Regions from separate parts of the Homo sapiens genome. Here region 2 is linked to region 1. A link is a loop called in an ENCODE intact Hi-C map of the cell type or tissue named here. Cell type or tissue: heart left ventricle. All regions are shown on one strand. Each heading gives the region's core, and the rest is flanking DNA. Links, peaks and the distances in the headings are about the cores only.

What was found. Hi-C counts contacts between places; a loop is a spot of excess contacts. Peaks named below come from ENCODE experiments on the same cell type or tissue, not always from the same donor. Only the 100,000 strongest peaks of a DNase experiment are listed, where the experiment ranks them.
Region 2: a loop joins it to region 1, with 2.2 times the contacts of the local background. A loop is called at or near these places in 6 of 110 quality-filtered maps.

What each region holds. Positions count from the first base shown.
Region 1 is chrX:134,524,374-134,540,214 of GRCh38, forward strand. It overlaps MIR450B (microRNA 450b), which reads right to left; the gene lies at 15,812-15,841. Among named protein-coding and RNA genes, the nearest start is that of MIR450B, 8.0 kb to the right of the region's middle. RefSeq lists a silencer at 4,751-4,850. In heart left ventricle, for the core only: no CTCF peak of the experiment used is centred there; no DNase peak of the experiment used is centred there; H3K27ac peaks cover 452 bases.
Region 2 is chrX:134,725,519-134,741,359 of GRCh38, forward strand. It overlaps a transcript of PLAC1 not described here. Among named protein-coding and RNA genes, the nearest start is that of PABIR2, 64 kb to the right of the region's middle. In heart left ventricle, for the core only: no CTCF peak of the experiment used is centred there; no DNase peak of the experiment used is centred there.

The sequences.
Region 1 (15,841 bases), core at 10,692-15,691:
GCGCCCTTCCCAGCCCCCCCGACAGGCCCCAGTGTGTGTTGTTCCCCTCCCTGGGTCAATGTGTTCTCATTGTTCAACTCCCACTCATAAGTGAAAACATGCCATGTTTGGTTTTTTGTTCCTGCATTAGTTTGCTGAGGATAATGGCTTTGAAATCTAAAGTATGCTCTCTGATCACGGTGAAATTAAATCATAAATCAACAAAATAGAAAAAAATTCCCACATTGTAGTAAGTCAACTAATACTTCCATGCAACTCATGGATCAAAGGAGAAATTAAATGATAAATTAGATTTACAAATAAATAAAATGCTGTACTTATGTTGCTATTTCCTGATTTTACATTTTATTTTTTTATTTATTTTTAATTTTTAATTTTTTTTTTTGAGACAGGGTCTCACTCTGTCACCTAGGCTGGAGTACAGTGGCATGATCTTGCCTCAGTGGAACCTCTGTCTCCTGGGTTCAAGCAATTCTCCTACCTCAGCCTCCTAAGTGGCTGGGATTACAGGTGGGCATCACCATGCCTGGCTCATCTTTGTATTTTTAGTAGAGACAGGGTTTCACCATGTTGGCCAGGCTGGTCTCAAACTCCTGACCTCAGGTGATCTGCCTGCCTTGGCCTCCCAAAGTGCTGGGATTACAAGTGTGAGCCACCACACCTGGCCTGATGTTACATTTTAAATATTACCAATTGACTGGCAAATATTGAAGATGAGGATTTAACTGTCATATAGGCACACACACATTTATCCTCTTTCCATCCTCCCAACAAAGTTTTAGCAAGTTTTGCTTAATTTACATTTGGTGTTTTCATTAAAATGACTAAATAAACATTGTTCTCTGCTGAGTGAGGTACTGTACTATGATAACATATCCTCTGTTGTACATTGTTTTGCTTTTCTTGTCTCCGCCCACCGCTTCCCTCTCTGTCTCACTCTCTTTCCAAATACCAATGAAGGCAATGTAAGGATATAATCATGAAGAGGGCCTTCACCACGAACTATGCTTTGCTCTGATCTTGGCCCTCTAGCATCCAGAACTGTGAAAAATAAGTTGTTTAAGCCATTATGTCTACGGCATTCTATTATACCAGCCCCAAACCACTGACACGGTGTCTTAAATCTTTATGTGTTTGAGGCCGGGCGCGGTGGCTCATGCCTGTAATCCCAGCACTTTCGGAAGCTGAGACGGAGGATCATTTGAGGTCAGGAGTTCAAGACCAGCCTGACCAACACAGTGAAACCCCGTTTCTACCAAAACCACAAAAATTAGCTGGGTGTGGTGGCAGGCGCCTGTAGTCCCAGCTACCTGGAGGCAGAGGTTACAGTGAACCGAGATTGTGCCACTGCACTCCAGCCTGGGCGACAGACCGTGTCTCAAAACAACAACAACAACAACAACAACAACAACAAAAAACAACATTCATGATGTGAGGTATTTTATTATCTTTGATTATGTGTTGGATATTAAATTTTTTCTTTAAAATTTTCTTATTTTTAAAAATTTCTTGTTTCCAGCAGGGCGCAGTGGCTCACGCCCCAGCACTTTGGGAGGCCGAGGTGGGTGGATCACCTGAGGTCAGGAGTTTGAGACCAGCCTGGCCAACATGGTGAAACCCCGTCTCTACTAAAAATACAAAAATTAACCAAGTGTGCTACTAAAAATATAAAAATTAGCTGGGCGTGGTAGTGGGCACCTGTAGTCCCAGCTACTCGGGAGGCTGAGGCAGGAGAATTGCTTGAACCTGGGAGGCAGAGGTTGCAGTGAGCTGAGATCGCTTCACTGCACTCCAGCCTGGGTGACAGAGTGAGCCTCTGTCTCAAATAAATACATAAATAAATAAATAAATAAATATTCTTGTTTCTTATTGTTTCTTATTTTTCTTTTAATAATTTTTTTTTTCTTACAAACCCTTGTGTCAAAGGCTGACTCTCCATAGATCACAGTGAGAGAACTGCCCCGCTGTGGATGAAACCCTCACACAGAAGCAGGTCATCTACAAATGCTTTAGCGCCAGGTTTTGCACAAACATGCATTGCATGACGTAGACATTAGATTTTATTTTAAATAAATAGTTTGAAGCCCAGGATATTGTTGTATTCCTCCAAAGAATACTTGTACTTTTATCCTCAGGTGTCTGGGGCTACTAGCTATCTGAAATCAACTGAATTTAATTTCAGGGTATGAGATTTTTCTGGGTTACTCGGATGAATGGAATGCAGGCTACAATGCATGTGAGAGCTAGTTTACTTCCAAGTCATCTTTACTCCTAGGGTAGAGTGTTTCAGGATACCACCCCAAAGTAGGGATGGTTTCCCAGAGTCTCCATTATTTATTTATTTATTGAGAGACGGGGGTCTCCATATATTGCCCAGGCTGGTTTCGAACTCCTGAGCTCAAGCAATCCTCCTGCCTCGGCCTCCCCAAATATCTGGACTATGGGCATGAGCCACCGCACTCAGCCAGAGTCTCCATTTTTGACTGACCCTGGACCCTGGCTTTTGTTCCCTATCTCTGAGCAAAAGTGATGCCCAAGATTTGGATTCATCTCTCTGGGTTCTTGCCCTCTTTGGAGCTCGATGCACTACCTTCTCACTGTCTTGTTAAGTATTTTATACTTTTGAGGATATTTGTAAATGATTTTGTCCACCTTCTCTGATATTTTTAGCAGTAGTGTTAGTCCAAATTACCTAGCCTGCGATTTACAAAAGCTGGTGTCTCTCCCTCATTTTGCATTCACCCTCCAGTAGCTTCCTGAGAAAGAGTACAATAAAAGGAATTTCTGAGACTGTGCATGTTTGAAAGTGTTTATATTCAAGCTTCACACTTAATTGTTGGTTTGGCCAGGTATAGAATTCTCTGTTAGATGTTAATTTTCCTTCAGAATATTGAAGGCATTGCTTCCTTATCTTCTGTCTGCCAACACAGTATTTCTCTGGAAAAATCCAAAGCTATTCTGATTCCTGATCCTTTGTGTATAACCTATTTTTCCTTCCGGAATCTCTTAGAATATTTTCTTTTTCTTTTCTTTTCTTCTTTCTTTCTTTTTTTTTCTTTTTCTTTTTTTTTTTTTTTTTTTTTTTTTTGAGATGGAGTCTTGCTCTGTTGCCCAAGCTGGAGTGCAGTGGCACAATCTTGGCTCACTGCAACCTCCGCCTTCCAGGTTCAAGCGATTCTCCTGCCCTTAGCCTCACGAGTAGCTGGAATTACAGGTGTACACCACTACGCCCAGCTAATATTTGTAGTTTTGGTCGAGACGGGGTTTTGGAATCTTATTTAAATTCTTGTTTTTGAAATGTACACAAAAGGTGACTTGATGTGGGCTTTCTTCATTCACTCTGTTGGGCACGCAGTGTTTTTATTATTTGAAAACTGGAACTTTATGTCTTTCAGCTTTGGATATTTTAATGTATCATTTCTTTGATAATATTCTCTCACTTTTTTCTTACCCCCTTTCTGGCACTCTTACATCACATCTGGAACAATCCTCTAATGTCCTTTTCCTTTTCCGGTCTGTTTTACTGTTCTTTGCCTTTTTTGTTCTGCTCTCTGAGTGGTATCTTGAACCTTTAATTTCCTAGAGCTCTTTCTTGTTCTTTAAATGCCCCTTTTTTTTTCTTCTTGGTGAATAAATAAATTATCTTATGCCTCTGAGAATATTGTGGATTTCTAAGAATTGCTCTTTGTTGTTTGCATTGTTTCTTTTTCATCTGAGTTTCTTTTTTTCTATTTGTTTGTTTCAACCTTACAGGCTTTTTATTAGTGTCTTGGCCAGAGCCAGGAGTAGGGTGAGGCAAGCAGAGAGCCCAGGGTGCAAAATGTCAGGGGTCCCTCAGGCTCAGGTCCTGCAAGTGCAGGGTTGGCAATTGAGAGTGAAAGCCTCCTTACGTTTTGCACTCAGAGTGCATTGCTTACCTCACTGATGTCCTAGCCCTGGGCCCTGATCTTGGCTGTCCATACTTAGGGTTGAGATATCCATAAGATGACTGGAAGTTCTGTGGCATGAATGGGGCCTGTCCGCCGGCTTCACTCTAAAATGATTGGACCATGCTGGGCGCGGTGGCTCACGCCTGTAATCCCAGCACTTTGGGAGACCGAGGTGAGTGGATTGCTTGAGCTCAGGAGTTCCATACCAGCCTGGGCAACGTAATGAGACCTCATCTCTACAAAAAACACAAAAATTAGCCTTGCATGGTGGCGCGTGCCTGTAGTCCCAGCTACTCAGGAAGCTGAGAGGGGAGGATCGCCTGAGCCCAGGAGTTCGAGGCTGCAGTGACCCCAGATTGCACCACTGCACTCTAGCCTGGGTGACAGAAGGGGACCCTGTCTCAAAAATAAAACAAAATAAAAATAAAATAAAATAATTGGACCAGAACACAGACATTTAATTATGGCATCTCCAAATGTAGACTATCTTAGTTTGGGTTCCTTTCAAAGCAGAGGCTGAGAAGAGGATTTGAGAACAGGTGGTTTATCTGGGAGTTGGTCCTGGGAAATTGGGGAGAGGGAGCCAAGAGAGTGAGACGGGGAAAGAGGAAAAGCCAGTAAAAAGGTGCATTATGAATGAGGTCATCCCTGTAGGAAACAGGAGGCTTCCTTGGAAACATCCACAAGGCTTTCAGAATTGTCCACTGAAGAACAGGAAGCCAGAGCCTTTAAACCAAAGCCCCCACCCCCATCATGGAGGCTTCTCCCTGGGATGAAGGGAGAATGGTTTAGTCTGCTGTTAAAAGTCAGCCAGTTAAGAGAAGGCCTTGAAACTGAAAGCAGAAAGAGACTTAATGCTCCCTCAAGGGCAAACGCTGTGCTGCCTGCATGAGGTCAGGCTGATCTTGTAGAAGACAGTGCACTTCAGCAGCTGAAATCGGTGGGGCTCAAGGGGAAGGGACAAGAGGTACTAGAGACATCTGCTACGGAGAGTAAAAGCCAGCCTACTCCTCAGGGCAATAAGGTGGTTTCCAGGGAGCTCAATGGGGAAGGGCAGCAGGGGTGGGGATGGTGGGGTTGTCATGCGTTTAGACTTTTACTAATTGTCCCGGTTTTCATTTGACACGTCATTCCCATCCTCAGCTGTGTTAACTGTGACTAGGATCGGGTGTTCTAGAATTCATACTAGTCCCACCCACTCTGCATATTGATGGCCTTCTCAGCCCACTTGGGCCAAGATTTGGCCATGCCAGGCTGCCCTCCACATGTACGCCCGCCCTCTGAACCCTGCTTGGGCTCTGAAACAATGCTCCAGGCCACCCCATGGCATGGATACCCTATATGCCCCACCCACACTCTGACACTCTATGCCAGGCTGCCCCCGACCACATGGGTGAGCTACTGACACCTCAGGATCTGACATCAAACACTAGCCCACCCTCCTTCCCCGGTTTGAGCTCTGACACCCCAGGCCAGGCTACCCATTGGCAGTAGTGTCCTCAGCTGGCTTGGCCTTTGACAGCCACACTGGGCCCCACCCCTGACATGGCTGGCCTCACCTCGCTCACCATGCCGACCCCCAGTGGGTGCCTTTCCCCCACACACACACCCTTTTTTTTGAGACGGAGTTTCACTCTTGTCACCCAGGCTGGAGTGCAGTGGCGCAATCTTGGCTCACTGCAACCTCCACCTCTCAGATTCAAGCGATTCTCCTGCCTTAGCCTCCAGAGTAGCTGGGATTACAGGCGTGCACCACAACGCCCAGCTAATTTTTGTATTTTTAGTAGAGACGGGGTTTTGCTATGTTGGCCAGGCTGGTCTCAAACTCCTGACCTCATCAGGTGATCCACCTGCCTCGGAGTGCTGGGATTACAGGCATGAGCCATTGCTCCCGGCCGCCTTCTCCTTTTATCTCAGGTTTGGAAACCTGCAGGAGGCCACCCCACACCCCTGGCAAACACCCTCCTTACTCCACTTGGGCTCTGGCTTTGCATGCCGAGCGGCCCCTGTGTAGATGCCCTCATGACCCGGCTCATGTCTGACACCGTCTTGCCAGGCTGCCTCTTCAGGGAGATGCTGACTCCCTAGCTCCGCCTCTGACTCTCCAGGACAAGCTGGTCCCCACGTGGACATCCTACTGGCTGCACTTGGACTCTGAGTCCCTCTGCCTGGCTGCCTCCGGCATGGATGTCTTCCTCACTCTGCTTGGGTTCTAGACCTCACATCAGGCTGCCCCTCCACACGGATGCCCTCTCCTCCCTGCTCAGACTCAGATAGTCCCCAGTAGACCATCCTGTGTGGATGCCCTATACACCCTGCTTGCAGACACCATTCTTGACCTTCTAGGGTCCTGTTTTTTTGAGATAGGATCTCGCTCTGTCGCCCAGGCTGGAGTGGAGTGGTGCCATCAAGGCTCACTGCAACGACCTCCCTGGCTCAAACGATCCTCCTACCTCAGCCTCCCAAGTAGCTGGGACCACAGGTGCAAGCCACCATGCCCAGCTTATTTATTTATTTTTGTTTAATTTATTTATATTTGTTTGCAGAGATGAGGTCTCATTATGTTGCCCAGGCTGACCTTCTAGGTTCTAACACCTGTGCCAGGCTAGCCCCATGCGTGGACGCCCTCCTCAGGCTCTGTATGCCACACTGGGTGGCCCCTCCACACGGATGATCTCTTCACCCTTCCTGGGCTCTTACTCCCTGCTCCAGGTCATCCCCCTGTAAGGCCATCATCTTCAACCCACTCAAGCACAGACTCCCGTGATGAGCAGACTCTCCCGACCCCCATGCACTTCGACTCCCTCCTCTTGGTTTTGTTTTGTTTGTTTGTTTGTTTTTTAGATGGAGTCTCACTCTGTTGCCCAGGCAGGAGTGCAGTGGCACGATCTCAGCTCACTGCAACCTCTGCCTCCCAGGTTCAAGCAATTCCCTTGCCTCAGCCTCCTGAGTAGCTGGGATTACAGGCGCCTGCCACCATACTCAGCTAATTTTTTTTATTTTTAGTAGAGATGGGGTTTCCCCATGTTGCCCAGGCTGGTCTTGAACGCCTGACCTAAGCAATCTGCCACCTTGGCCTCTCAAAGTGCTGGGATTACAGGCGTGAGCCACTGTGTCCAGCCATTTATTATTTTTATATAAGTATTTTAAAAATATTTAATATTTTAATTTAAATATTTAATTTCTTAAATTAATTATTTAAATTAATTGACCCTTCCAACATATATTTATTTTTCCCCATTTCTTCTTACTGTGGTTATATTTATATGGCATACAATTGACCATTTTAACCATTTTTAAGTATACAGTTCCCTGACATTAAGCACATTAACATTGTTGTGCAACCAGCACCACCATCCATCTCCAGAACCTTCCCATCATCCCAAATTAAAATTCTATACATATTAAACACTAACTCTATTCTCCCTCCTACCCCAGCCCCTGGCAAGAACCACTCTACTTTCTGTCTCTATGAGTTGTGCTACTCATATGGGGACATAACTCTTATAAGTTGAATCATGCGATATTTGTCCTTTTGGTTCTGGATTATTTTACTTAGCATAATGTCCTCAAGGTTCATCCACCTTGTAGCATGTCTCAGTTTCCTTCCTTTCCAAGGCTGAATAATATTCCATTGTATGGATATTTGGTTCATCCATTCACCCATCAATGGACATTTGGTTTGCTTCCACTTTTTGGCTAATGGGAATCGTGCTGCTATGAACACCGGCATACAAACATCTGTTATAGAGCTTAATATCGCATCAGATTTATGCTACAACAAATGATAAATCCACATTGGCAAAATGTCATCAAAATGTATACATTAAATATGTGCAATTTTGTATATCAATTATACCTCAATAAAGCTGAAAAAATTAATACGGGCAAGAGGGAGTGTTCTGCTTATCAATTGTGACATAACAAACCACACCCAAACTTAGTTTGTTAAAACAACAATGATCATTTCTTTTGCTCACAAATCGGCAGTTTGGGAGGGGTGACTTGCGATATCCGGGATCTTAACTGGAATGACCTTCACCGCTGAGGGCTGAAACAGTTAGGGGCTGCCCAGCAGCTCCTTCTCTCCAAATCGTAGTCTCAGGACCTCTCCATGCCATTGCTTCATGTGGTTTCTCCAGCATGATGCCCGTTGAGTAGGTGGATGCCCACGTGGAAGCTCAAGGCTCCAAGAAGCCAGTGGAAGCTACTAGGCCACTTTGGCCACATTGGGCAGCGAGTCACTGAAGCCAGCCTAAATTTAAGAGGAGGGGATGCAGACCCCATGTCTCTATGGGAGGAATGTCAAAGAATTTGTGGCCATCTTTAATCCACCGGAGGGAGGTCTGTTTGTCTTGCAGGTGCTCCACTCTAAAGAATATGAGTATCTCAGGCAAACAGAGCTGCCCAGGTTGAGTGCCAGTAAAACTGCCTTTGCAAAATTATAACTGAGGAAATTATGACAGTGAAAGAAATCAGACCTAACCAACTGCATCTTGCTTCTAACCTTTAAGCTGTCCTTGTTCATTCCTAGGCATAGGCCAAACTAACTTTGGGAAGGAATTCAGTTCATGGTTTGACTCTGAAACAAAATTGATAATATCCCTTTCCCAAAAAGACCCCTTCTTGCCTGGAGACCAGTCTGCCTTTGCAAGACTAACAAATTAGCTACAAGATTAGAAATTACATTTGGGGGTCATGCAGCCTCTGGCTCCAAGAGTCTGAACCTCCCCAAATTGGTCCTGGGGATAACGTCACTATTGTAAAACCTAAGATGAGTGCTTGAGCTATTTTGCAGACCCTGCACTCAATGGATCAGCTGGCACCACCCAGACCAGTAATCTGGCTCAACCAGTTCTGCCATCACACCCAGGAACAGAAGACAGCAAGAAAAACACACCTCGACCCCCTATGATTCTATCTTCAACCTGACCAATCAGCACTCCCCACTTCCCAAGACCCTACCTGCCGAATTATCTTTAAAAACTCTGATCCTTGGCTGGGCATGGTGGCTCACGCCTGTAATCCCAGCAATTTGGGAAGCTGAGGCAGGCAGATCACCTGAGGTTAGGAGTTTGAGACCAGCCTGGTCAATATGGTGAAACCTCATCTCTACCAAAAATGTAAAAATTAGCTGGGCATGGTGGCAGGCGCCTGTAATCCCAGCTACTCAGAAGTTGAGGCAGGAGAACTGCTTGAACCGGGAGGCGGAGGTTGCAGTGCCTGGGTGACAGAATGAGACTCCATCTCAAAAAACAAACAAACAAATAAACAAAAACTCTGATCCCCGAGTGCTTGGGGAGACTGATTTGGGTAATAATAAAACTCCGGTCTCCCGCACAGCAGGCTCTGCGTGAATTGCTTTTTCTTCATTGCAATTCCTCTGTCTTGATAAATCGGCTCTGTCTAGGCAACGGGCATGGTGAACCCATTGGGTGGTTACACTAGGAGCAGGAGTAGGATGAAGCCACAACTCTGGGGAGACAGAGGTAGAAGAGGAAGATGGAAGGGTGATAGGATGAGGGTGTTTTTTCTTTTGGTTTCCCCTGTGAGGTAGACTTTCACAAACTAAAGCCACTCTGAAAAGAACCATGAAGCAACCCTTTGCTTCATCTGCTAGACCTGAGGTTTGTTCATGTTTGTCTTTGAATTCTTTCTGGTCCTGGACCAGGCCCGTGTGCCTTCCCAGTCCTGGAGGTGCATAACGGTGCTATTTTGCATACCCATGGTGTGAAATAAATGGAGATAATATCTGTGTCTTGTGACAGGCTGGACTGTGGCTTTAATGCTTCATGTGCCAGAGAGTGTGTGGGAGCCTGTTGCAGTTGAGTAGACAAGACTTTCCGGAGTTCTCTAAGGAATACGTTCAGTTCCAAGTGACAGAGCATGGAATTGCAACATAATACTGGTTTTTTAAAAAATGGGTTTTTTGTTGTTGTTGTTTGTTTTGTCTGTTTTTTTAAATACAGATGAGATCTTACTTTTTGGCCAGACTGGTCTCAAGCTTCTGGCCTCAAGTTGTCCTCTCACTGTGACCTCCCAAAGTGCTGGAATTATAAAGTGTGAGCCATCGCACCCTGCCACAATGCTGATTTTTTTTTTTTTTAAACAGAATTTCACTCTGTGCCCAGGCTGGAGCGCACGGGCACAATGTCGGCTCACTGCAACCTCCACTTCCTGGGTTCAGGTGATTCTCCTGCCTCAGCCTCCTGAGTAGCTGAGACTGTGGGCATGAGCCACCATGCCAAGCTAATTTTTGTATTTTTAGTAGAGACAGGGTTCCACCATTTTGGCCAGGCAGGTCTTGAACTCCTGACCTCAAGTGATCTGCCCATCGCAGCCTCCCAAAGTGCTGGGATTACAAGCATGAGCCATCATTCTGGGCCATAATGTGGTTTTGATTGTATAAATACTTTGTCCTATATCAGGAATCTCTTCAACTGGGCTGTGACGACAGCCCCTTTAATATCCTCTAAACAAATATGGTTACAATATATTTTATCATGGGACACTTTTGAGAGTGAAATGAGATGCTACTAATAATTATGACAATAAAGTAGGCCTAAGCCAGGACTGTCCCAGGAAAAGGATTAAGATGGCCTTATCCCCAGGCCATCTATATGCTCAATGTCATCAGTCAACCTGGATGGAGCACCCGCTCTGCTGTGCCGGGAACAGCGCTGGGCTCCATGACAGATTTGGGGGTGAAGAAGGACCTGGTTCTTGGTGCTTCCTGCGGATTTGCAGGAGGCACACCTGTAAAAATGGACATGAGCCAGTGTCTGGACACTGGGTATGGCAGGAGGTCAGACGAGGTTCAGTATGAGTGGGGTGGTCAAGGCAGTCCTCAAAAGAAGGAGGCACATGGAATGGGTCTTGAAAGATAAGTGGAGGCCGGGCGTGGTGGCTCATCCTTGCACTTTGGGAGGCCGAGGTGGGTGGATCACCTGAGGTCCGGAGTTTGAGACCAACCTGGCCAACATGATGAAACCCTGTCTCTACTAAAAATACAAAAAATTAGCTGGGCGTGGTGGCAGGCACCTGTAATCCCAGCTACTCGAGGGACTGAGGCAGGAGAATCACTTGAACCTGGGAGGCGGAGGTTGCAGTGAGCTGAGATCGCGCCACTTCACTCCAGCCTGGGCAACAAGGGTGAAACTCCATCTAAAAAAAAAAAAAAAAAAAAAAAGGTAGGTGGATTGGGGCAGGGAGAGGGAAGCCTTCTCTGCAGCTCACATTGTTCCTATCAGTGGCATGTGGACTCCATGTGCAGACATGTGTGGGTTCGAGGGGAGAGGAATCCAGTGCTAGGTCGGCCTCAAAGCCAAGCAGCAGTGCAGCACACGGGCAGAGGGCGAGAGAGTGGAGCAAGCCGGGAAGGCTGAACCAAAGGACCCAGCCAGGAAAGGATGGGAGGGCAGGAAGAGCTGGGCCTGGAACACTTCCTGGAAGCACTTTATTTTCCTCCCAAATTGGGTTTCCTTCCAGAGACCTTGATTCAGTAGGCCACCTTCTTCATGAGGGTATTTCAAAAATTGAACAAATCAGAGTGCCAGCCACTCTGGCCTTTTTGTAGTCACTGCTTCTAACTTAGCCCAGCCTCAAATCTAGACATTTGTGAAAGATCATGTGATTCCTCTCCTGAAAATATTCAAAGCTCACCCCCCAGCCCTTGTTTATAGTAGTCCTCGGGCTAACATGCAAAGTCTCCCTCTTGTTTATAGCATAGTCCTTAGGCCAACATGTCAAGCCTCCCATGGTCTGGTGGGCAGCACTGTTCCAGTTGCAAGTGACAGAGACAGAGGCACAACTCAATGTGGTAGGGAAACACCACAAGAGCAGGGTCTTTGTCTCTTTTGTTCACCGCTCTTTTTCCATTCCTAGAATAGTGCCCAGCATTTAGAAAGTACTTGATAAGTTTTGCTGAATGAATAAATGAGACTAGCTTAAACAAAAGGGACAATATGTGCTCTGGTCACTGAGGGACAGGAGTGGAGCTGATGCGAGAACCACCTGGGTTCAAGGACTCAAGCAATGTCATTAGCTCTCTCTCTGTCTCTGCTCTCTGTCTGTCGTCTCTCTCTTTTATGTGCATGTTTTACTTTTTTATGTGCATGCTGTTCTCATTCTCTCCTGCTAATATTCCTCGGGTGAGAGACATGGCAGAGCAGGGTTGGGGAGGGCATAGCCATATACAGCTTTAGGTTTAGAAGCCACAGAAGAAAGGGAGGCTCTCTCCATTTCAGCATTGAACATAAAAAACAAAAACAAAAAAACAGGCAAGGCTGAGTATGGTGGCTCACCACTGTAATCCCAACACTTTGGGAGGCTGAGGCTGGAGGATCACTTGAGCCCAGGAGTTCAAGACTAGCCTGGGCAACATAGTGAGATCCCATCTCTAAAAAAAATAAAAAACTTAGCCAGGTGTGGTGGTGCGCCTGTTGTCCCAGCTACTCAGGAGGCTTAGGCGGGAGGATTGCTCAAGCCCAGGAGTTCAAGGCTGAAGCGACCCACATGCACACCGTCACACTCCAGCATGAGTGACAAACTGAAACCCTGTCTCAAAAAAAAAAAAAAAAAAAAAAAAAAAAAAAAAATCCCAGGCAAGTACTTTGAGTGGTTAGGCTGGGGTCACGTGAACTTTCTTTACCACAATCATTGTGGAAGAGAGGATGGGATACTGTGGTTTGCCTGACCTGGGTCACGTGCCTGGTGAAAGGCTCAGCAGTTTACAGAGATGGGCAGCCCTTCCAGAATCCCATGATTGCAGTGGAGGAGGGGCAGTTCAGCAAAGGAAAGAGCCAGGGAACTGTTATCAGAAGACAAGGAGTGCTGGCAGGAAAAACAAACAGCCAAATGCCTAGAGACCAGTGCACAAATACTCCCTCAGAATGAGACTGGAGTGGGAGTCCTAGGACGGCCTGGAGGGGCCTGCAACAAACTGGAAATGATTTTGTGAGGTCTCAGTTTTATCTGTTTAAATTTGTGCTTGTTTTTACAGAAAAACAATGCTGTAAATTATTTATTATGGATACCAAGCTGTGCTCTAGGAAATTGTGCCATCTATATTCTGTGGCTTTTGGCAACCCATGGGACACTGTCTTATACCCTCAAGGGCTTGCATAGCCCACGTTGAGAAGGAAGACTTGACCTTAATTTCCTCCAGATTGCCCTGTGGTGACACCACATCCATTCCTCCAGTGCTTATGTCATTACCCCCTGCCTGGAATGTCCACCCCTGTCCTCTCTGCCTCTTCTGGCCCCACCTATCTTTTTTTTTTTTTTTAAAGAGATAGGGCCTTGCTTTGTTGACTAGGCTGGAGTGCAGTGGCCATTCATAGGCATAATCATGGCGCACTGCAGCCTGGAACTCCTGGGCCCAAGTGATCCTCCTCCCTCAGCCTCTGGCGTAGCTGGGCCTACAGGTGAACACTACCATGCCCAGCCCCACCCACTTTTGCAGGTGCTCATCAAGTCCCATATCCTTCATAGAGTCTTTCCAAGTCACTCCCTGTGTCCTTTAGACCCAGTATATTACAATGGAAAAAGCCCTGAAGCTCAAGGTTCAAGTTGTAACATTGCCCAATTCTCTGCACGACCTCTCTGCAACTTATTTTCTCTCTCTGCAACTTGGTTTTCTCTTCTGTAAAATGAGGGGCTGGACTTGTGTAAAATGAGGGTTTGTACCCTGTTAACAAAGGGAAGCCCTCAGCACCTTCTGCACCTGCCCCTCCTCAACCCCTCTTGGCATACTTCCAACTCTGAGAAGCAATCTCTGTACTGGCCAAATTCTAGGACATTTCACTGGTTCAGAAATTCAGCCGGGCGCAGGGGCTCACGCCTGTAATCCCAATACTTTGGGAGGCTGAGGTGGGAGTATCGCTTGAGCCCAGGAGTTCAAGACTAGCCTGGGCGATATAGTGAGACCCTGTCTCTCTGTCTTTCTCTATATATACATATATAGAAAGAAATTCAGGGGCTGAAGATTTTTTTTTCACTGGTCAACGAAAGGGGCTTAAGATCAATGCTCAATTTGGAATGATTTCTCTCTCTCTCTCTTTCTCAGCCCTAGAGGCGAGACCTCCCATTTAGAAAGGGGTCCCTCCCACACTCTGCCCCTATTCCATACATTTTGTCCAGCAGGGACTAGAGTGAGCCCTAGGGGAAAGGAGGCCACTTAGATGGTTGCTTAGCAAAGCAGATTCTCTGTGTGGTCTGACCTGGCTCAGACGAAGGTCAAAGCCTCAGCTGATCCCTGCTCTGTACCCAGTGGCAGACAAAGTATTCGTGTGTTCAAGGCCTCTCTGGCTCAGTATCACCTTAACCTCCGCTTCTCCCCTACCCGCTCCTCTATCCACAAGTAACTAGCACAGAGGTAGGCACCCAGTAAATATGCTCTGATTGACAGAGTGTGGCAGATAAAAATGCTTATGCTCCTTAAAGAGGAGTACACACATTTAAGCATGGGGACCAGTTTGGTTGTATGATTGTATGTTCTTAAGCAGAACAAGGGCAGGGCATCAGAAAATTGGAGGAATGGTCTCCTGTATCTTTGTAAATGGATATGTGTATATATATTTGCCTCACAACTCAGCTTCTCCTTTAAGGAATATGATGGATCTATTTTGAAAGTAATGTCGGCCGGGCACGGTGGCTCACGCCTGTAATCCCAGCACTTTGGGAGGCCAAGGTGGGCAGATCACGAGATCAGGAGATCGAGACCATCCTGGCTAACACAGTGAAACCCGTCTCTACTAAAAATACAAAAAAATTAGCCAGGCAAGGTGGCGGGCACCTGTAATCCCAGCTACTTGGGAGGCTGAGGCAGGAGAATCGCTTGAACCTGGGAGGCAGAGCTTGCAGTGAGCTGAGATCGCACCATTGCACTCCAGCCAGGGTGACAGAGCCAGCCAGACTCCGTCTCAAAAAAAAAAAAAAAAAAAAGAAAGTAATGTCTAGTCATATGGACTTGCTAGAGTGCCAAATATGTCCTTGGTGGGGGAACAGTTTCCCAAAATGCTACTAAAAAGATAGGAAGGAACTTAGATCCTCCTGTAATGTGTCTCTGTCCAAATCAGTGCCACTGAGGAACGCTAAAACCTTGGTAGGTGCCCTTCAGACCATGGGCCAGGTACGTGACCAAATGGTTCCATCTCTTACCAGAACAAGGATCGCCTAAATTGAGGTGTCACATGTGTTCTGCAACACCAGAGTTACTATGGAGCTCAGCTGAATTTGCGGGAAAATGCAGGGGGGGCTTTACCCGCATCTGCAAGAAGTTGGCTGAGTGGAAATAACCTAAATAAGGTGTTTTCCTGACTTGGGCATATCTCAAACTGGCCAATGCGTCTTGAGGCCCTGGGCGAGCATCCAAGTACCACCTTCCTGAATTGCTACTAGAGGAAAAGGAGCCTGTTTCAGCTTTCTATACTTCTTTAAATGTTACTTTGATTAGACATAGATAGCAGTTTGTTTACTAATATTACTATTATAACTCTGTCGTGGTTATATTTTTTAGTTATACTTTCTCTTTTCTTTGCCAAGAGCAAATGAAAACACATTTGCACTGCAGATCCAACTGAAGTTGTACAAAGGTTTCCCAGATATGTTTGAAAAAGTATTCTAGGCCCACTGCTGGCCAAATAGGAAGTCTTCCCCCACCCTTATGTCAGGGGTTCATGCTTTAAAAAAAATACAAACTCTTTTTAAAAATAAAATGTTTTATTATTGCTATAAAAGCAATGCATTTTATTGTTTATGCAAATATTACTTGGAAAATACATAAAAGTATAAAGAGAAAAACAAACATTACCTATAATTTTATACTATAATACTGTTACAAGTTTTGGTATATTTCTTCCTAGACTTTTCTCCATATGTTGATACAAAACTATGGATGCAAAATGATCCCA
Region 2 (15,841 bases), core at 5,034-10,033, 200 kb after region 1:
ATTTTTAACAAGTTCCCCGTGACACTGAGACTGCTGGTACCTGAACTACACTTTGAACATCACTGATATATAGATTCTGCACTCTTAACTGCCTTACTATACTATCTAGGTCATTCCCCTGTGAAATCCTTTGTTGACTCCCTCATAACCTTCAAGATAAAGCACAGATGCCTCCTTAAAACATGCAGGGCATGCCAGGCACAGTGGCTTACGCCTGTAATCCCAACACTTTGGGAGGCTCAGGTGGGCGGATCGATCACCTGAGGTCAGGAGTTCGAGACCATCCTGGCCAACATGGTGAAACCCTATCTCTACTAAAAATACAAAAATTAACCAGGTGTGGTGGCGGGTGCCTATAATCCCCACTACTTGGGAGGTTGAGGCAGGAGAATAGCTTGAACCCAGGAGGCAGAGGTTGCAGTGAGCTGAAATCATACCACTGCACTCCAGCCTGGGTGACAGAGTGAGACTGTCTCAAAAAACAAGCAAACAAAAACTTGCAGGGCATTTCATGATCTGGCTTTATTTAAATTTCTAATCTAATCTCCTTTGGAACCCTCCATACACCCTATGTCCATCCTCCAAAGCTATTTTTCCGTCTTAGAATGTATCAGAATATACCAGAAGCTCCTTCTGGCTTCTGTTCCTTCTCACTAGGATGTTTGCACCCTCACACACTCCTTTGGCCAATGATGCTTGACAAATTTATTGTGCTTTAAGGTTAGAGATTCATCTCAAGCATTACCTCCTGCTAGAAGCCTTATAAATTCTATTTCCTACCCCTACTCGAAGCTGGAGTGAGGGGTCTCCTTGCAGATCCAGCTCCCTGGCCTTCCCTCAGTCACACTTCTGCTCTCACACTACTGTAATTTTCTATACATTACTTTCCCTTATAATCGGGACCTGTTTTATTCATCTCAGTATTTCTAATGCCTGACACTTGGTACATAATTGTTGAATGAATGTATAAGGTTGATGCTTAAGGAATATTTCAAGAACAAAATAACAATATTAAAAACTTCCTGGCCGGGCGCTGTGGCTCACGCCTGTAATCCCAGCACTTTGGGAGGCCGAGGCGGCCGGATCATGAGGTCAGGAGATCGAGACCATCCTGGCCAACATGGTGAAACCCTGTCTCTACTAAAATACAGAAAATTATCTGGGCGTGGTGGCATGCGCCTGTAGTCCCAGCTACTCAGGAGGCTGAGGCAGGGGAATCACTTGAACCCAGAAGGTGGAGGTTACAGTGAGCCGAGATCACACCACTGCATTCCAGCCTTGCGACAGAGCAAGACTCTGTCTCAAAAAAAAAAAAAAAAAAAAAACTTCCTGGTGAAAATATGGAGTCAGGAAGGGCAAACTACCCGTTGCTCTAAGCCTGCCCCAGTGTCACAGAATTTATTGACCATATTTTATCCCATTACCTACCTCCCTTTCCCCCTTTCTCTCCCTCCTCTTTACCCCCATCCAGTGCTGGAGACACTCTGCCCATGCTCCTCAGGCTACCTTACCAGTCCTTCTGGCCCAGTCTCTGATTACCTCCCAATTTCCTAAGGCTTCCTCCTTTGCTCGGAGAGAGAGCCTCACATAGGCACCCCTGTCTCTGGTAACACCACAGGACCTAGACAACTCCGGTTAGCAGGGGTGTGCTCCCCCTCCCTCAAAAGTAGGGAGGCTTGCAAATAGAAGGAAAGGGCTAGTGGCATCTCTCTCAAGTGACATGGATTTCCATTCTCCTTCTGGATTGTGGCTTATTTCACTAAAAAGGGAGCCTTTAACGCCTCTTAGAAGAGTGGAATGCGTTCTTCTCTCATGCCATGTAAATCTCTCATTTTTTTCTCATTCTGACATAAAGGCAGATAATGAATGCTGATTTGCCTTGTAATTTATGAGTTATTTGAATAAAGGTTGCTCCATGAAGATCTAAGAGGCATCAAGACAAGCTTCATATTTATATCTTGCTTCTCTTAATGCCTGGCTTTAAGTTTCATCAAAAGAGTTGTGGGGCAGCCAAAGCAAACAGTAGGGGGAGTTATACTTTGCAAATTGTAGCTATGAGATAGGACTGGCCAACTCTGGTAGAAGTTCAAACAGAATATGTCACTAAACAAATAACTACTACAACAAGCAGCAACAACAACAAACGCTCAGGAGGACAGAGAATCTGATTTCCAGGATGCCACCTTATAATATTCAAAATGCCCAGTTTTCAACAAAAAATGTATGGGATCTGCAAAGAAATAGCCCATACAAAGGAAAAGAAAACAATCAATAGAAACTGTCCCTGAGGAAGGCCTGATGTTGGACTTTTTACACAAAGATTTAAATCAGCTATTTCAAATAGGTTCAAAGAGTGAAAGGAAACCATGTCTAAAGAACTAAAATATGAGAGTGATATCTCAATAAACAGAAAATATAAATAGAAATTATTTTAAAACAACCAAATAGAAATTTTTGAATTAAAAATATAATAACTAAAATGAAAAATTCACTAAAGATGTTCAATGGCGGATTTGAATGGGGAGAAGAAAGAATCAGCAAATTTGAAGATACTTATATTATCCAGCGTGAGAAACAGAAAGAAAAACGAATGAAGAAAAATGTCAGAGCCTCAGACACCTGTGGGACACCATCCAGCATAACAACGTACACTTAATGGGAGTTTCAGAAGGAGAGGAGAGGAAGAAAGGAGTATAAAGAATGTTTGAAGAAATAATAGGCAGAATCTCCCCAAATTTGATGAAAAACATTAACCTACACATCCAAAAAGCACCACCAACTCCAAGTAGGATAAACTCAAAAATGTCCATATCTAGATACATCGTAATCAAACTGTGACAAGCCAAAGGCAAAGAGAATCTCATAAGCAGCAAGAGGGAAGTGACTCATCACATACAAAAGACCCCCAATAAAATTAACAGTTGATTTCTCATCAGAAACCATGAAGACCAGAAGCCAGTGTGATGACATATTCAAAGTGCTGAAAGGCAAACAACTGTCAACCAAAAATTCTATCCCCAACCAAACTGTTGTTTAAAATAAAGGAGAAATGAAGGCATTCCCAGCTAGATAAAAAGTGAGAGTTTGTTGCTAGGATATCTTCACTACAAGAAATGATAAAGGGAATCTCTCAGGCTGAAATGACGGGACACCAGATAGTAGTTTGAATCCACAGGAAGAAAGAAAAGAACACCAGTAAATTTAATATTTAAAGGTAAATGTTAAAGATTTTAAGGTATTTTGTAACTCCCTTTTTTCCTATCTGATTGAAAAGACAATTGCATAAATCAATAATCATAAATCTATGTTGATGGGCACACAATGTATAAAGATGTAATTATGATGCACATTTTTATAGATGAGGAAACCGAGAAATGGGGAGGTAGTGTACCTTTCCCAACATCACACCTCAGTCAGGAGGCAGAGATGATATGCCTGTCTGATTGCAGAGCCCATAAGTTTAAACCCCTTGCTATGCTACTATGTAAGGAAGAGCCGTGGGCCTCTCCACGTGGCTGCTAGTTGGGCTGTTGGAGGAAACTCAAAACATCCTGCCTAAAAAGCTCCTTGAGAACAGTTCTTCCTTCATAGATTTCTCCTGTATTCCTCACAGTGTCCCCAGCACAATGCTAGGCACACAACAGACACTCAATAATTCCAGTTGAATTGAGTTTCTCTAAAGTGACCTACTTAGTTAAGGGACTTAAAAGAAGAGGTAGCTTTAGCAAGGAAATGATAAGACTAGATACCATTCATTAAGTGCTTCCCATTGTACCCGGCACACAGGCACTCTGCTAAGTGTTTATATGTATTCAAGTTATCTAGATCTACCCACCTAAGAACCCTGTGAATTATGTACTATACTTATCTTGTTTTATAGAACGAGAAAACTGAGGCACCACGCATTGAGTAACTTATGAAAAGTGCCACAGCTAGTAAGTAGCAGAGCTAGAACACGACCCCAGACAGTCTGACTCCAGAGCCCATGCACTTTCCATTTGACCGTGTCAGGGGCAGCTGAGACTTTTCCAGCTATAGTTTCCAAACGGGACTGACACTCAGAGCCAGGAGTATGATTTCAGGAGTGGCAGAAAGGTGCCTTCTCTCAATCTCTCTTTATTAATCCACCCACCTGCTGGCTGATGCCTGAAATTCCACTGTTGGGGTTCTTGTCCCCTGAAACAAAGGCCCAGAAAAGAGCATATGAGCCATTATGATATTCTTTCCATAGAGAAAGGTGTTTTCTGTTTCTTTTTCTTTCTTTCTATCTTTTTTTTTGTTTTGTTTTTCGAGACGGAGTTTCGCTCTTGTTCCCCAGGCTGGTGTGCAATGGCTTGATCTTGGCTCACTGCAACCTCCACCTCCCAGGTTCAAGTGATTCTCCTGCCTTAGCCTCCCAAGTAGCTGGGATTACAGGTGTGCACCACCACACCCGGCTAACTTTGTATTTTTAGTAGAGACGGGGTTTCACCATGTTGGCCAGGCTGGTCTCGAACTCCTGACCTCAAGTGATCCACTTGCCTCAGTCTCCCAAAGTGCTGGGATTACAGATGTGAGCCATCACACCTGGCCCCAGAGAGACAGTTTTGTTGTACACATGTGGACAGCACATGAAGATGCACTCTGATCCAGGGGTGAAAGCACAAGCACATGAGGACCTGAAGGCTCCATATGAGAGAAAGGTGTGAGCTTGCACACTGCAACAGACAAATGTTACCATTTTTGAGAGGGCCAGCCTTTGTCAAGAGAAAGTCATTGCTCTGGAAGCTCTTCTTCACAGCCAGCATTGAGTTTCTGAGAAGGAAAGTGTTTTATGTGAGAGTTTAGAGCAAGGTTTCCCAATGGGAGTGGGTGCTGAAATCCCTAGAGTTGTCTATTTACCACAGAATTCATTCATACTCAATAGCTATGAATAATTACTCAAGATGAATTCTTTTTTTTAAGAGATAGGGGTCTTGCTCTGTCACCCAGGCTGGAGCACAGTGATGCCATCATAGCTTACAGCAGCCTCAAAATCCTGGGCTCAAGCGATCCTCCCGCCTCAGCCTCCCAAGTAGCTAGGACTATAGTTGTGCGCCACTATGCCCAGCTAATTTTTTAAAAATTTTTTTGTAAAGATGGGGTCTCATTATGTTGCCCAGGCTGGTCTCAAATTCCTGGGCTCAGGCAATCCTCCTGCCTCGGCCTCCCAAAGTGCTGGGATTATAAGCATAAGCCACGGTGCCTGTCCCAAACTCCTCTGATTGTCAATACTGTTATTGCTTCCTGGGAAATAACTCCTGTCTGACTGTAAAGTAAGAGAAAGGGGGCGAGGAAAGGATGGAGCCGCCTCTTGGTATGGAAGTTGCAGCTGAAGGAAACGGCAATGGGGGAAGTGCTGTTGCCTGGGCCTGGCTCTGTCCTTGATGGCTGTGTGACCTACAGCAAGTCTTTCTGGCCCTTCCTCTCATCTCCCTCAGCTTCACTTGCCTTCTATATGTTGATGGTGCCCATACCTGTATCATCCTCCTAAAGCTCTCCTCTGAGTGACAGAGCTATTTTCCCACGTGAGGCTGAGAGCTCCTCCAGAGAACACTTATGAAAAGAAACATCCCTTAGTTTTACACATTTATCTATAAGAATATGAATATTCCTGCAGCCTGACTTCACAACCTATGCTCTGTGCTACATTGTTTTTAATTCCAGCACCACTACTTTAGAGCTGTGCAACCGAGATGAATATGCCCGAGCATCAGTTTGTATCTCTATAAAATGGGGATATAATTGTACCTACCTGTCACATGAATGCTTTTCACTGTGCCTGGCACATATTTAATGCTCAATATAAAATGCTCAACTTTTGAAGGTGAATAAATGAGCAATGGTTGGATTTGATTCCCAAATTCATGTTTTTGTCAATAGATTAGGTTCTTGCTCCATTTTTGAGACATTTAAATCAAATAATCAAATAAAAGTCCATTCAAGCATTAGCAACAGCCTTCTCATCTAGACTACAAGCTAGACTACCCTAGGGGCCTGCTCATGAACTTGCAAAAGTACTTGGCCTAGCTGGAACTTCATGAATGCTATCTAGCAATATCGTAGGCCTACTACTGCCGGGGTAGAGCAGAGAGATTGGCACCATCTGACTGGAGACTCAGTGTGGTCTATTTGGTGGGATTTCTGGGGCATTGGGAAGCTCTGCCCCTGTTTTCCCAATCACACCCTTCTGATTCCTGAAATTCCTAAAGTGTCTTCTGATAAGACTCAGTCCAAAAATATCTACACTATGAGTTCTTATCCCAGCACTATGGCCTCCATCCTTGGGAGCTTTTGCCTCCTTGAGACACCTGTCAATATACAAGTATAAAAAATTACCCGGGATTGATGGCAAACACCTGTAGTTCCAGCTACACGGAGGGCTGAGGTGGGAGGATCATTTCAGCCCAGGAGGTCGAGGCTGCAGTAAGCTGTGATTGCACCTGCAAGTCATGCCCCAGGATCTTACCAATGAACTCCCAACTTGTAGTTAATTCCTTAACAGGGCTTGACAGAGTGGGGGCACACAATGGCAACATGAACTAGAGGGATGCCTTCCATCAGTAAGGGGAGTTGTGCAGATGGAGGTGGGGGCTGGTGTGTACATCCTCTGACCCTACCTCACTGCATGCAGCCCTTGTGTCCCTTCCTCCAGATTTCCTAAAGCTCCAGACAGAAATTAAATCCAGCATCTGAGAAGCCCAAGATTAGGCCATCAAGTCATATCAATTTGAGCTAATGGGTGCAGAGGAGGCTGTTCTACATGATGGACCATTTTTCAAAGAGATACAGTTTTATGACTGCCCAGCCGGTACAGTAGCATAGAACTAATAGCTAACCAAGGGCTGCCAAGTTCCAGGCCTGCCAGATCTGTTTTAATCACAAGATAAGAACCATTCATAATTAATGCATTTGGTCTGTATGTGGGCTCTACTACACTCCTCGCCAACAGTTTGTTCCCTGGGTTGTGATGAGCATGTGCCCACGATGCTTACCCCATTTTTTAACAGGATCTCAAAAAAACCCCAATCTTTATGAAGCCCAGCCCCTGAAAAATGCTCTTAAATGCTGAGATAGGGCCATTCAAAGCAATGACTGAGGTTTGGCTGTTGCCAGGTTATCAAAAAGCACGACTGTGGGCGAGGAGAAACCTTGAGCTTTATTAGAATGAAACATCAGCCTCCTGAGTCAGGAACGGATCCTACCTTCCTTATCTGCAAGGAATATGTCCAATGTCCTTGCTAGGAATATGTACAACGTTACCCAAACATCAGCTGAACACATTGTTTTTGTGGGCATCAAGTGGAGAGTGGGAGGTAGTCAGAGAAGCCAGAGATGCAACTCTGTGGTTACTTAACCAGCTTGGAGTAAAAGACGTTCCCAGCAAGCTGGGAAGAGAGACGGCGAGGGGCCCACACCACTGCTTCCTAATACTGCTGGGAATAGACACCCACTGCTGTTTCCTCCCAGGAAAAGTGAATGAACAACAAGGATCCTGTGTGCCTTCTCCTGCCATGGTACACACACTCACACACCCCCTCATACACAAGTCCTTTGTTGAGCCCTGAGGCAGGAAATGGGAAATTCAAAAGGAAGAGCCTGAGAAACCATTTTATTTCATTTCAGGGGGCTTCTCACCATCCCTTGAAGGAGGCAGCCCCAAGTGATATAGACCAGAACCCCTCTCACAGAGTCTTAGTTCACATCCTAGATATAAAACAGAGAACTTCCGGGGCTTAGAAGTTTTGTCTGTTGGGGGAAATCTCTGCAGGCTCAAAAAGTAACCCAGGGTTGGCCTTATGGGTGTGGTGGATTTGTGTTTCAGTGAAGTGAACACAGAAAAGAGGTGAGTATATATGTACACACAGAAATCACAGGAAAAAACTCCAAAAACTCACTTGTGCTAAGTCTTGAGGGCCAGTCCAGCAGAAAGATACTTGCCTTTCTCCTTCAGACTTCGTTGTCAGTCTCGTTTTCTTTGTCCTGTGGAGTAGCGGGGAGATTTGGAGTTCATGAGGATGGACGCACAGGCAGTATGTGCCCCAAAGCCCTTGACCAGGCAGTAATGGGGGCCTCAGGAATAGCTAGGGCTGTTTCCTCAGAGAACTGGTCATGTGAAAGGACAAAGGCTTTGGATCCTCAAAGGGCAAGAGGATTCCAGATGGAGCAAAAGCTTAAAGGCAAATCTGAGCAGGGTGGGTTGGCAGGGGTGCTGGGGATGAGGATGAGGCCTGGTTTGAACAGAAGGCTCAAGGCTGGGAGCAGTGAGAGGTGAGAGGGAAAAAAACCAGATTGTACTTGTCAGATACTGCAGGCTGTTGGCATGAGAGCGTTCACTGCCCTTCCCTTAGAAAAAAAAAGATGTTTGCAGACCGATGTGATTTTATGAACTGCAAGCTTTAGGACCCTGTCTGTTTAGTGGCCTCACCTCTGGGGAATAAATCTCTTGTCTTCAAAGATCTGTAGGGGTCCTAGGAAACCTGATTGAAGTTCTTTCCTGGATGAAACACAGTAAACCAGGACAACTGTGCCTGATATCCCACAAGTAAAACAAGGAGGTCTGTGCCTAGCTGTGCCTTGTTTGGGAGGGGAACATTCTGGAGGGAGCCACAACTCCCATCTGCTGCTCAGCCAGCCCTCTCAAATGTGTTGTTAGGTTGAAGGTTTAGAATAAATCCTCCACGTGAGTTTTCTCCAAACTCCATCCAGGGCAAACTTCCACACTTAGCCTGTTGTCCTCAGTCCATTGGCAATGACCTAGGCCTGATCTCAGAGGCAAAGCCTGGCTGGTTTCGGGAGAACTATTAGCACTGGGAACGCATGGGGCCGGGGGGCTCCCCACAGCTCAGCAGACCCAGTGCTCCCTTTCTCTGCTCTTGGGACCTGCAGGAGTTAAAATGCAGGCTTAGTCCCCCACTCCACACCTGCAGAGAGGACAGCAAGCCTAATCTGCCCCCAATGGCTGGCATACAGGGGCCTTATTCACAATTCACTGTGTTTCAAGGCCTCTCACAGGCTGCTCTTCCATGGGCCTCTTTCTAATGACTTGCTACCGCGAACAGCCAGGCTGCTCTAATCTTGAAGATAGGTCTGAACCTCCCTCCCTCAGCACATTTTTAAGGAATGGCGTTCCCTCCCCTCTCTCTTTTTTTTATCATCATCAAAATATATTCACAAAACACCCACATCTCTGTCCATGCTATAAATCAGGGTGGGGAACCTCTGGCCCACAGCCCAGATCTGGCCCTCAGCTTGATTCATCTGGCATGTGGGGGATACTGTACTTACTGCCACAGCTGCAACCCAGAGAATAATGCCTCCCTCCCCACCACCTCCCACCCCCTGGACTGCTGGGGCCATCCCCTTCCAAATGGAGCCTCGAAAATAGCCAGACTCAGATGGGGGGTGGTGGCTCCTGTGGCTATTTCAGTTGCTATTAAACAGGAAATGGGACTACAAAGCCAAGGAGGTGATTTTCATAATGAGAAAAGTCACCATTCTGTGACCATTTTACTAATTTCCAGGACTGGGCTGAGAAAGCATATCACCTATATTTTCTTGTTTAACCTTCCCAACCCTTTCGCACTAAGAACTTTTGTTTTCATCTGGAGGGTAGGAAGCAGGGGCTCAGGAACCTGCCTAGTGCCACGGCTATAAGGAGCACAGCTGGGGATCAAATTCAGGCCCAGCTCACATCACAGCCTCTGTAACCAGTAGCAATCTCTGTAACCTTACTGGCTGCTGGATAACTTGGAGGTGCTTGCTCTTGCAATTTTTGTCTCATATCTTTTGCTTGTCTCTGCAGTATATGCAATAACCATGTGGTTGTTCTGCAGTGACTATAAATTCTACTCCACTTACTTGTGTGACAACCTCTGCTCTAAAGATTTGTTAAAAAAAAAAAGAAAGAAAAGAAAAAAGAACTGGAGAAAGAATTAGAGGGTCGAAATAGTGTTTAACAGACTACTTAGAATTTTAAAAGGCAGTAAAGCTCTTCTCAAGTCCAGAGCCCAAAAAATGGATTTGCCAGGAGGAGTTTATCACAAATATTCCCCTTTTCTATTTGCTGATATAGGTCATGGCTAGCAGGGAAGAGAGAGAGAAAGCAAGAAAGAGAGAGGAAGAGAGAGAGAGAGAGAGAGAAAACACCCTTTGGTCTTACTCAGCAAGACACCTCTTCAAACCCTCCCATGGTATCTCAACTGGTACAACTCCTCATCTCCTAAAAGACTGCCTTGGGATGGCATCTCTGGACAGGTGAGCTGAAGCCCAAAATTTATGCCCCAACATAATATAGTATGTCTCTGGGCACCAAGAAAGAGGTTATAAATCCAGAATTACCCAGTAGTTGAAAGGCTAAAAACAAAAAGTGGGCAGTGGGTAAGTTCAGAGCCCCCAATGTCATATAATCTGTCTACCTTAAAAAAAAAAAAAAAAAAAGAAGAAGAAGAAGTAAAGGGGCTGGGCGCGGTGGCTCACGCCTGTAATTCCAGCACTTTGGGAGGCCGAGGCAGGCGGATCATAAGATTGAGAGATCGAGACCATCCTGGCCAACATGGTGAAACCCTGTCTCTACTAAAAATACAAAAATTAGCTGGGTGTGGTGGCATGCGCCTGTAGTCCCAGCTACTCGGCAGGCTGAGGCAGGAGAATCGCTTGAACCTGGGAGGCAGAGGTTGCAGTGAGCTGAGATGATTGTGCCACTGCACTCCAGCCTGGTGACAAAGCGAGACTCCATTTCAAAAAAAAAAGAAGAAGAAGAAAAGGGGAATGTAAGCTTTTGCCTGATATGAAATCTGCAAATACCAAAGACCCACAAATACCCTTTGCTGACACTCCAAGGCAGTAGACAACTGCTTGGGTTTAGGAAAAATCAGAGGGAAGTCTAGACTGATCCAGGAAAGAGGCAGCTGCTTAGTGACAGAGCCCCAAACCGCCCCCACCGCCCCGACTCCTGCTTCTTAAGGCCCAAGTGACCAGAGGTATAGAATAAAAGAAAGGGTTGGCTGGGCCCCTGACCCCACCAACAGGGTGGTCTCTGAACCCGACAGCTGGTACAAACAGCCCTGGCAGTGCAATACTCCAAATGAGTACATCTTGTCCTCCCAAGATCCTTGGAAATCGAAGCTTTGCTATGCTCATTACTGAGAAGGCTCTGGCGCCCTTCAACCCATTTGTATCTCTTCAACCTCTCACTAAACATTTGTTGTCTGGCCGGCACAGCTGCAGGCTCCTAAAAGCCATGGCCCCAGACCTCTGGGAAGCTCCCCTGAAAGAGGTCAAGGTGAGGAGTATCCCGAAGGGCATTGTGTTTGATTCTAGAAGCAAGTGGACACCAGGACACCACAAGATTGATCACGAGAAATCCATGCCTCTGTTTTCAGAACTTGCTTGCATCTTTCCCTATGTGGCACTCCAGAAGCCAGTAAGTTGGAGGAGTTTGATTCTACCCAGAGAGAAGTCTATGAAGACTGCAAGAGTCTAAGGAAGTAAATCAAAATAGCAGTGTATCTAGCAGCCCGGTGACCTATTTCCTGAATTGGATGTTGGAATCGTCTTCCCACAGAACAGCCAATTGTGATGTGTTAGTATTTTCATGCTGCGCAGCCCTCTGGCATGGAGGCGCTGCCCCATTCCTTCCCAAGGAAATTCCACTGCAGGCAATGTTATGATTAGTGGACTAATAACACTTGTCGTTGGAACACTCAGACAAAGCTGCAATGTGGACTGGCCTCCAAGTCCCTTAATCACCTATTTCATCATCTCGACACTGAAGCCCTGGCAATAGGGATGGACTTGTGGATCCCAATAATTAAGCAAAGGGACAGCTGCTTGCTTGCATGGGGATCTCCCTTCCTTCCATTCATAATCCCAAGCCAATCCGGGGTGTTAACTGGTGTGGTTACCACATCTAATACTGGATGGCAGCTAGAAAAAGAGACGCTGCAAGCTAATTCTGAAGCAAGTCACCTGCCTGTTCACTCCTAACATTCAGGCACACACATTTTCCTTGTGATTAGCTTGCTGGAGTTCTGGACAGGGGCCAGGGAAGAGGCCAGGAAGTGTGTGTGTGCTAATGCACCTGCCCCTAATTGGGAGCACCACTGATCCCCAACATTCTAGAGGTGTGCTCCATTACCCTTCCTTCTGACATTGCATGGGCAGTTGGAAAGGAGATCTGGAAGCTCTAACCATGCTGAGGTCGACGAAAAAGCTAGTTTGGCTTATGGGAAGTCAGGTGGGGGCGCCGAAAGGAAAGTCCACTCTATTCCTTTATTCTGGTTCCTTTTGATTGAACTTTGAACTAAATCAGAGTTAATTCGCTGAAGGCAAATGCTTATGGTGTTTGAATGAACTGATTTAGAAGTGAGCATGGATAAAAGGAGAATGGACAACACAGACAAGTAGGGGAGGGCGAGGCTGATGCAATCACAGAGGGAGGAAAAGAATCTTCAGGGACTTGCGGATTTCTCAGAACTGCCAGTTATCCTCACACCAGTGCACTTAACCTTCTTTGTGACTCTGAGAGCCATCGGGGCTTCTTGGCCACATCTTTGAGGGAAGACATAAACATATAAAGAGAAAACTAAGACTAGAGAAAGGGGGAGAGTAGTGAGAGCAAGACAGAGAGGGTGAGAAAAAAGAAAATAAAAAGGAGAAAGGTCAATTATTGTTGGAAGGTGGCGTGTTAACAGCGATGTCTGCAAGCCCTTAGCAGAAGCACTGGAGCTCTGGGGTGCCTGGAACTGGCTTCAGGGAGAAGCACTTTCCCAGCGCACAGTATTCAATTATTTGAAACACATCAGCAGTTCTCTCGAAAACAAGACACAAGGCAGACAATCCTCAGCTATTTTATTCCCACAGATGTTCTGTTCTATCTCCAAGGTTCCTGACATAACTACACTGTTCATAGGGTTCAAACGGGCTCGTTCCCAGGGTGAGACAACTGCACCCAAGCCAACTGAGCAAATCCCAGGTTTCCAGCCCCCCTGGACCCAGGTACCCAGAGAGAAGAATTGCTTCTGCTCTCTTCCCCACCCTCTCTGGGAAGTACAAACTGTCCGGGTGACCAGACAGCTCATGGAGCAAAGGCTCAAACATTTTCTGGAAAAGTCCCACCCCAATGTCTTTCCCACTGACCTTTCCAAAATTCATTTGGCTTTGTTTTTGGGCTCCACAAGTTATCTTCCAGGGGAGCCAGAGATGAGGCATTCCCAATGTGGGATTTAGAACTCTTCATTTCCACCAAAATGCCAGAGTAGAGTTGTGGGGCTGTTGTTTCTCCCTCATATTTAGACAATGATGCAAAACCTGTTGATTTGTTTAGACACAATTGTCCCTCAGCAGGACATATGGTATTCAACAGAATGGAATAATTAGGAGATTTAAAAGAAATAATTATGTGGGAAAATATGGTTGGAGTCAAATATGCCTGGTAATCTATATGAGGAATTCTGGCTTAAAATGTGGGTAAAATTTATCATTGTAGATTCTGTTGCCTTGTTATCCTGAAGTATAACTCCTTATCGACAAGAGATGTTTCATATCGTGCTGTTAAAGACAAACATGATTTTTTAAGACTCGTGGGAACAGTGACATGAAATGTTCAGTTTATTTTCATCTCTTCCTGGGGAAACTGAAGTTCCTGGTGAAACAACTTTATGAGGCAATGGCTTAATGACACTAAATGGTTTTAAAAAAATAACACAGCAGGGTGGGAGTGTGTGTGAAAGGGACTGTTTTGTTAAATTGATTTTTTTATTCGACTTCGAGGTGACTTTGGCTTTTCATAGCTCAGGGTCCAAAAGTGGGAACTTTTTTTTGAAACAGACACTTCTTGAAATGCAAGCTTCATGTATAATGCCCTTTCCTAGGCAACATCGCTCCTATGCCTACACTAGTGAGGATAAGAGAGCCTGCCTTCAATGCTATCCCAAGCCAGCTGACTGCTAGAGCAAACAGGAAGCCTCAGTGCAGGGAGGAAGCTGGTTAATTCCAGCTAATGCTCTTGGCCACATGGCTTGCCTCTTGCCTCTCTCCATGGCCAATGCTACCAAGTTCTCTTTTACTTGTGTGATCTGACAAAGACAATGCAGCATGTTTTTGGGGTGTCCGTGCCAGAATGGCAATGTAGAATAAGATCTGCCCCTTTCGAAAGGTCTGGGCACCAGGAGAAATACTGTTTTTTGGATTAGTGGATTTGGGATTATTACATGCATTTTATTTAAGTGAGGCATTACTTAAATCTGGTCTCGATTTCAAAGATTAATTATAACTTAAAAAATCTATAATTCTTTGGCACTGTCTACTGAAGCTGAACATACACATATCCTAGGACCTAAAAATTCCACCCCTGGGTATACCCAATGGAAATATATGCACATTTGCCCCAAGACACAAATACAGGAATATTCATAACCACATTATCGTAATGGTAACACTAAAAGTAATTCAAAGGCCCTTCAAAAGTCGAATGGATCATTGTGATAAAGTCATTCAGGCTGTGCATGGTGGCTCATGCCTGTAATCCCAGCACTTTGTGAGGCTGAGGCGGGCAGATCACCTGAGGTGGGAAATTCAAGACCAACCTGACCAACATGGAGAAACCCCGTCTCTACTAAAAATACAAAATTAGCCGGGCGTGGTGGTGCATGTCTGTAATCCCAGCTACTCGGGAGGCTGAGGCAGGTGTATCGCTTGAACCCGGGAGGCGGAGGTTGCAGTGAGCCAAGATCGCGCCATTGCACTCCAGCCTGGGCAACAACAGTGAAATTCCGTCTCCAAAAAAAAAAAAAAAAACTAATTCAATAGAATACTATACTGCAATGAGAGTGAATGATCAACAGCTGTAAGCAACCATGGAGATCTCATGAGCATGATGTTACGAAAAGAAGCCACACACAAAAGAGTATGGCCTCTATGATTCTATTTATAGAAAACTGAATTGCATGCAAAGCTAATCTATGCTTTTAGAGGTCAGGACAGTGGTTACCTTTGACATGGAAGTCGCTGAGAGGGGTATTAGCTTGAATGGCGGCCCCAGAAAAGATATGACCATGTCCTAGAAGTTGTGAATGTGGCCTTCTTTGGGAAAGGGGCCTTTGCAGATATAACTAAGTTAAGGCTCTCAAGATGAGTTCATCCTGGATTATCTGAGTGGGCCCTAAAGCCAATGACAAGTATCATTATAAGAGATGGCAAAGGAGAAGGCACAGAAGAGGGAGAAGCAGAAGGCCATGTGAAGACAGAGGCAGAGAATTCTGAAGTGATGCAGCCACAAGCCAAGGAATGCCTGGAGCCACTAGCTCCAGGAAGGAAGAGGTAAGGAAGGATTCTCCCCTACAGCCCCTGGAGGAAGCACAGCCCTGCTGACATCTTGCTTTCAGACTTCTGGCCTCTAGAACTGCGAAGGAATACATTTCTGTTGTTTTAAGCCATGAAATTTGTAGTAATGTGTTATGGCAACCACAGAAACTAATATAAGGAAAGTGTTCTGTTTCTTGATCTGGGTATTGGTTACACGGGTATGTTCATTTTGTAAAAATCCATCAAGTTGTACACTAATGATTTGTGTACTTTTTGACATGGATATTATGCTTCGATAACAATTTTATTTTAAAAAATCTATGATTCTATAATCCGGTTTCCAATTACCCACCACTTTGGGTAAACAGAAGCTAGCTTTATGAGGTTTTATTGTTTATGTTTAAGACATGCTTCACAATAGCAGAGCCTTTTTACCAAATCAAAAAAGTATACCCGTAACGAATGTATGTTCATAGTCTTTCCCTCCACTGTAGTACGGTGAGGAGAACTTTGGAAG